Linked DNA regions of Homo sapiens: region 2 is linked to region 1. Evidence: read pairs that join two places in POLR2A ChIA-PET (ENCODE). Cell type or tissue: MCF 10A. All regions are shown on one strand. Links, peaks and the distances in the headings refer to the core of each region. The heading gives the core; the rest is flanking DNA.

Evidence for each region. ChIA-PET counts read pairs that join two places held together with the same protein. Peaks named below come from ENCODE experiments on the same cell type or tissue, not always from the same donor. Only the 100,000 strongest peaks of a DNase experiment are listed, where the experiment ranks them.
Region 2: POLR2A ChIA-PET joins it to region 1 with 5 read pairs; 2 of 35 experiments call an interaction of 5 or more read pairs at or near these places.

What each region holds. Positions count from the first base shown.
Region 1 is chr10:34,987,455-34,990,373 of GRCh38, reverse strand. No RefSeq gene overlaps it. Among named protein-coding and RNA genes, the nearest start is that of LINC02635, 16 kb to the right of the region's middle. In MCF 10A, for the core only: no CTCF peak of the experiment used is centred there; no DNase peak of the experiment used is centred there.
Region 2 is chr10:34,767,465-34,770,383 of GRCh38, reverse strand. All of the region lies in intron 1 of PARD3 (par-3 family cell polarity regulator), which reads left to right. Among named protein-coding and RNA genes, the nearest start is that of PARD3, 46 kb to the left of the region's middle. In MCF 10A, for the core only: no CTCF peak of the experiment used is centred there; a DNase peak (open chromatin) is centred at 1,653.

The sequences.
Region 1 (2,919 bases), core at 153-2,652:
ACAGATCTCGCTCTCCGCCCAGGCTGGAGTGCAGTGGCGCTATGTAGACTCACTGCAACCTCTGCCTCCCAGGTTCAAGCGATCCTTCCACCTCAGCTTCCCGAGTAGCTGGGATTACAGGCATGTGCCACCACACCCGGCTAATTTTTGTATTTTTAGTAGAGACAGGGTTTCATTATATTACCCAGGCTGGTCTTGAACTCCTGACCTCAAGTGATCTGCCTGCCTTGGCCTCCCAAAGTGCTGGGATTACAGGCATGAGCCACCATGCCCAGATCTTTGTGGTGAGAACATTTAAAATCTAATTTTGGGGGTCTGCATTTCTTGAGTCAATTTTAGAGCCAGGAAGGCCACATCTTTGGAGTGAGAGCGGGAGTCAGGGTCAGTTCCTCAGCATCACTAAGTGGTCCCTCACCATCCATCTTTCCAGCTGGAAAGCAACTTGCTGGCCACTCACCAAAATAACAAGTAGGAAAGGTAAAATAAAGGAGGATGTGATCACATCAGCAAAAAAACAAAAAAACAAAAAACAACATTAAAGAGAGGAAATGCCAGTGTAAAATAAATGAAATAAATAGTAAAGAAGTAATACTGTTGCTGGTGAATAGAATGCATTGTCGCATATTATATGTGGATCTTCTGTTTATCATCTTGCTAAACTCTCTCCTTTATATATTCAGTCTTCTAGGAGAGGATTCATACAATCACAAAATAATTACAGTTTTATTTCCTCCCTTTCAGGCCTTTGACTTGAATTTGTTTTCCTTGTATTGGCCGAAATATATGGAATAGACATGGTGATCTTGGTCTTCTTCCTGATTTTAAAGGATACTAATTATTTTAATGGAATTTATATGGGCCTCATGAAATGAGTTGGGAAGTAATCTTTTTTTCTCTACTCTCTAGGAAAATCTATAAAATTAGAATGACATTTTTCAAAAAAGTTGACTTGCCTGTGAAACTAACTGGGCTTGGTGTTTTCTTTGTAGGAAAGGAGCCCATTTCTGACATTCATCATACTGTTTAGCAAGCCACTAATTTTACAAATGAAACCGATTTATGACATTCATTTTGCTGCTAAAACCCCACTCCTATTGATCAACGTATGTACAGTGAAGCCTTTGTGGTAGCTGACTCTGCTGTGCAGCCTTAAGGTGAAATGTTAGCTGACCACTCTTGAAGAGCAAGTTCCTGATTAAAGACATTGACTTCCCTGAAGTGTATCTTAAATGAACATACACACACACACATATGCAGGCATGCCTACATACATCACATTATCCTTGCCAAAGTATCTTAAAGAAAGTTACAGTATTTTAAAGTAAATTGATCTCCATGCATTGATTTTTTAAAACCTATTTTTGGGATCCTGGGCTGACTTCTTTTTGACACCAAATTAACGTCAAATCATTTGCTTCCTGACTTGTTGAAACATGAATACCTGGAAAGAAAAGCTCTCTGTGAAGCAGAGATTAGCTCTATGAGAAAGCAGAAGAAAAGCATCTACGGCAAGCCTGAGCAGGCTCTGTAGGTTCAATCCTTAAGATTCAGTCCTTGAAAAACAGATTGAACTCTTGCTCCCAAAGATAAGATCACCTTTTTGGAGGAAATGTCAAAATTTAAGAAATCAGAATAAATCCTTTCTTAACCATTCCTTCATTCACATAGCAGTTATTGGATGTCTCCTAGGTGCAAGGCACCATGATAGACACCACGGATACAAAGAGTTACTTGCCCTCAAGTAACTCGCTGTCTAGATAGGATTAAATAGAGAATTAGCCAGGTGTGGTGGCTCATGCCTGTAATCCCAGCACTTTGCGAGGCTGAGGTGGGTGGATCACTTGAGGCCAGGAGTTGGAGACCAGCCTGGCCAACATTGTAAAACCCTGTTTCTACTAAAATACAAAAATTCGCTGGGCATGGTGGTACGTGCCTGTAATCCCAGCTACTCAGGAGGCTGAGGCAGGAGAATCGCTTGAGCTGGGACCCGGGAGATGGAGGTTTCAGTGAGCCGAGATCACGCCACTACACTCCAGCCTGGGCTACAGAGCAAAGCTCTGTCTCAAAAAAAAACAAACAAACAAACAAAAAAAAACTGTAATGACCAACACAAAATCAGATCCAATTTACTGCTTGAGGAAACAAGACCAAATAATGAGAATCAGTATCAGCAGACAGTAGGGACAGACTCACAGCTACTCCTGATAGTGCAACTACTAGTTACAAACTGTAAACTCACTATGCCTATTATGTCATGGAGCTGGAAACCAACATTTTCAGGAAGGAACTATAACTATAAAAAGTTACACTGGGCTGGGCACAGTGGCTCAGGCCTATAATCCCAGCAATTTTGGAGGCTAAAACAGGAGAATCACTTCAACCCAGGTGTTCAAGGCCAGCCTCAGCAACATAGTGAGACTCTGTCTCTGCAGAAATTGTTTTTTTTTTTTTTTTTTTTTTTTTTTTTTTGAGACAGAGTCTCATCATTCAGGCTGGAATGCAATGGCGTGATCTTGGCTCACTGCAACCTTCACCTTCCAGGTTCAATCAATTCTTGTGTCTCAGTACCCCAAGTAGCTGGGATTACAGGGTCACACCACCATGCCTGGCTAATTTTTGTATTTTTAGTAGTGATGGGGTTTCACCATGTCGACCAGACTGGTCTCGAACTCCTGACCTTAAGTAATCTGCCCGCCTCGGCCTCCCAAAGTGCTCGGATTACAGGCACGAGCCACCACGCCAGGTCAAAAAATGTTTTTAAAATTAGCTGAGCATAGTGACTCACTCCTGTTATCCCAGCATTTTGAGAGGCTAAGGTGGGAGGCTCACTTGAACCCAGAAATTTGAGGCTGCAGTGAGCTATAACTGCACTCCAGCCTGGGGGACAGAGTGAGACCCTGTTTCAGGGGGAAGAAAAAA
Region 2 (2,919 bases), core at 164-2,663, 220 kb after region 1:
AGGGCTCGAGGTGTCATCTCCGTTTAAGAATGCTTAGAATACCAGGCAAAAAGTGATAGTTTTAATCAGCAGTAAGAAGTGCTTTTGCAGTTCAAAGGTGTGAGATGATCATGGATTGGCCATAACCAGGAAAGACTTTTGGGAGGAGATGGCATTGACTAGATCTTCATAGAAGGACAGATGTGTGGGCATGGTGACTGAAACAGCATGAAGGGTGACTTGTGTCTAAGGAGCAGGAAACATTTGGCTGGGTGATGTGGTCTGCAGGCAGAAGATAAGGCTAGGAAATGACTGTCCCGGAGGGTCTTGGATGAAGGGCCATCCGCTAATACTGAGGAAGTCATTGGGAGCCAGTGAAAATTTTTGAGCAGGGAAATTGGGGCTGTATTTTAACCAGATGGAGCTGGTTTGATGGTAAGGGTGTACTAGAGAAGGGGAACCCCACATTCTGAATTAATGTCACTTAGGAAAGGACCCCTTGTAAGTATGAAATGGTTATAATTGTGTGTGTGTGTGTATGAATTTGAGAAAAGTGTATAACTGAAGAACACTAGGTATGGTTTTCTTGTTTTTTTTTTTGTTTTGTTTTTTTGTTCGTTTGTTTGTTTGTTTGTTTTTTTAAAGACATGGTCTCTCTCTCCCTCTGTTGCCCAGGCTGGTGTGCAGTGGCATGATCACGGTCACTGAAGCCTTGACCTCCTGGGCTCAAGTGATCCTCCCACTTCAGCCTCCTGAGTAGCTGTGACTACAGGAACGTGCCACTATGTGCCAGGCTAATTTTTGTATTTTTTATGGAGACAGGTTTTTGCCGTGTTGCCCAAGCTGGTGTCGGACTCCTGGACTCAAGTGATCCACCTGCCTCAGCCTCCCAAAGTGCCGGGAGGTATGGTTTTAGACAAAGAAAAAAAAAATTACAGTAATGATTTTCACCTGGAGAGGATAAATGGGAGGAGGTGGGCTGAATTCAGGGCTGACTGTGTTTTTTGGCAGTGTCGATTTGGTGTTCAGTTTTCAGAGGCATTCCGTTAAGCCATTTGGAGGCAGTATTTTAAGTGAGAATGTGGCTATAGGGGTGGGCAGATAAGCTTGTGACTGATTCGGTCAGGGTGTTGGTAGGCAGACCTAGCCCTGGTGGTCGCCGTACCGGTGGTGCTCAGTATCCGTGGAGGTCTGCCAGCATCCTAGAAGCCCTGGGGGTTGGCTGTGCCATCAGCCCTGTGCAGACAGCTGCAAAGCATGACTTGGGGCAGAAGGGGCCACCTTGTTTATGTGGAGGGTGAAGGTTTGCTGACAGTGACACCAGCTTGAGATTGAGAGACGGTGGGGTAATGGAATTCATTCAGTTTTGGCAGGAGGCAGAAGTCAAGGGAGTTTATTGATCCGAGCCTTGAGAGGGCGGGTAATGAGCAGTGTATCTTAGGTGGGCTGAGCGGTAAAGTTTGGGCACCGAGGGTGACGTGAACTGGAGTTCGGCGCTGGGAACTGGATATTCACCTCCCTTCAGAGCTCTGTCACCATGCCTGGGGTGGAGCCGCACCCTGAGTGCGCTCAGCAGGGAGTGGCATGTGTGCAGGGCTTCAGCCAGGGCTGGCAGCCAAGGACCAAGCCATTTGCCTGGCTCCACCATCCAGAGTGCAGAGAAGAAAAGTGGGCCAGAGCCAAGTAAGTTTTCCCTTCTCTTTTTCACTCTGCTGTGACACCCTCAGAGTGTTGAGTAATAGGGCTTGTGAAAGGAAAATAAATCTTGGGGGCCCCAAAATCACTAAGCAGGGAAAAGGCAAGCTGGGAACTGCTCAGGGCAAACCTGCCGCCCATTCTATTCAAAGTCACCCCTCTGCTCACAGAGATAAATGTGTATCTGATTGCCTCCTTTGGAGAAGCTAATCAGAAACTCAAAAGAATGCAACCATTTGTCTCTTATCTTTTATCTACCTGTGACCTGGAAGCCCCTTCCCAACTTCCAGTTGTCCCGCCTTTGCTTCGAGTTGTCCCGCCTTTGCTTCGAGTTGTCCCGCCTTTGCTTCGAGTTATCCCGCCTTTCCAGATGGAACCAATGTTCATCTTACATATATTGATTGATGTCTCATGTCTCCCTAAAATGTATAAAACCAAGTTGTGCTCTGACCACCTTGGGCACTTGTCATCAGGACCTCCCGAGGCTGTGTCACAGGTGTGCATCCTTAACTTTGACAAAATAAACTTCCTAAATTGACCGAGATCTGTCTCAGATTTTTGGAGTTCACAGGCTCATGTATGGAGAACTTGGACAGTAGAATATCCTTAGAGCACTGAAGTCTAGTTAAGTGAGGACTGACAACGTAAGGAGATGTTGAAAAATAGTTTCAAAGAAGAAAAAATTGCACATATGTTTTTGAAAACAAACTCATGCTTCTTATAGAAAGATTAGAATCTCATTGCTTAACATTTATATTTTCATCCCTTTAAAAATCTCTTTTTTTTTTGAGACAGAGTCTCACTGTTACCCAGGCTGGGGTGCAGTGTCACAATCTTGGCCCACTGCCACCACAGCCTCCCAAGTAGCTGGGATTACAAGGGTGCGCCACCATGTCCAGACAATATTTTTGTATTTTACCGTCTGTACTAAAAATACAAAAATATTAGCCCAGGGTGGTGGCGCGTGCCTGTAATCCCAGCTACTCAGGAGGCTGAGGCAGGAGAATCGCATGAACCCAGGAGGCGGAGGCTGCAGTGAGCCCAGATTATGCCACTGCTCTCCAGTCTGGGTGACAGAGCAAGACTCCATCTCAAAAAACAAACAAACAGACAAAGAAACAAACAGAAGAAAGGCTGTAATTGTATAGTCCCACCAGCATACCAAAGTCTTTTTGGAAGTAACCTCTCATTAGCTCAATTAATGAGGTTGAATTAAAAAGTCACGGAGTCCGTCAGGCTGCTGAG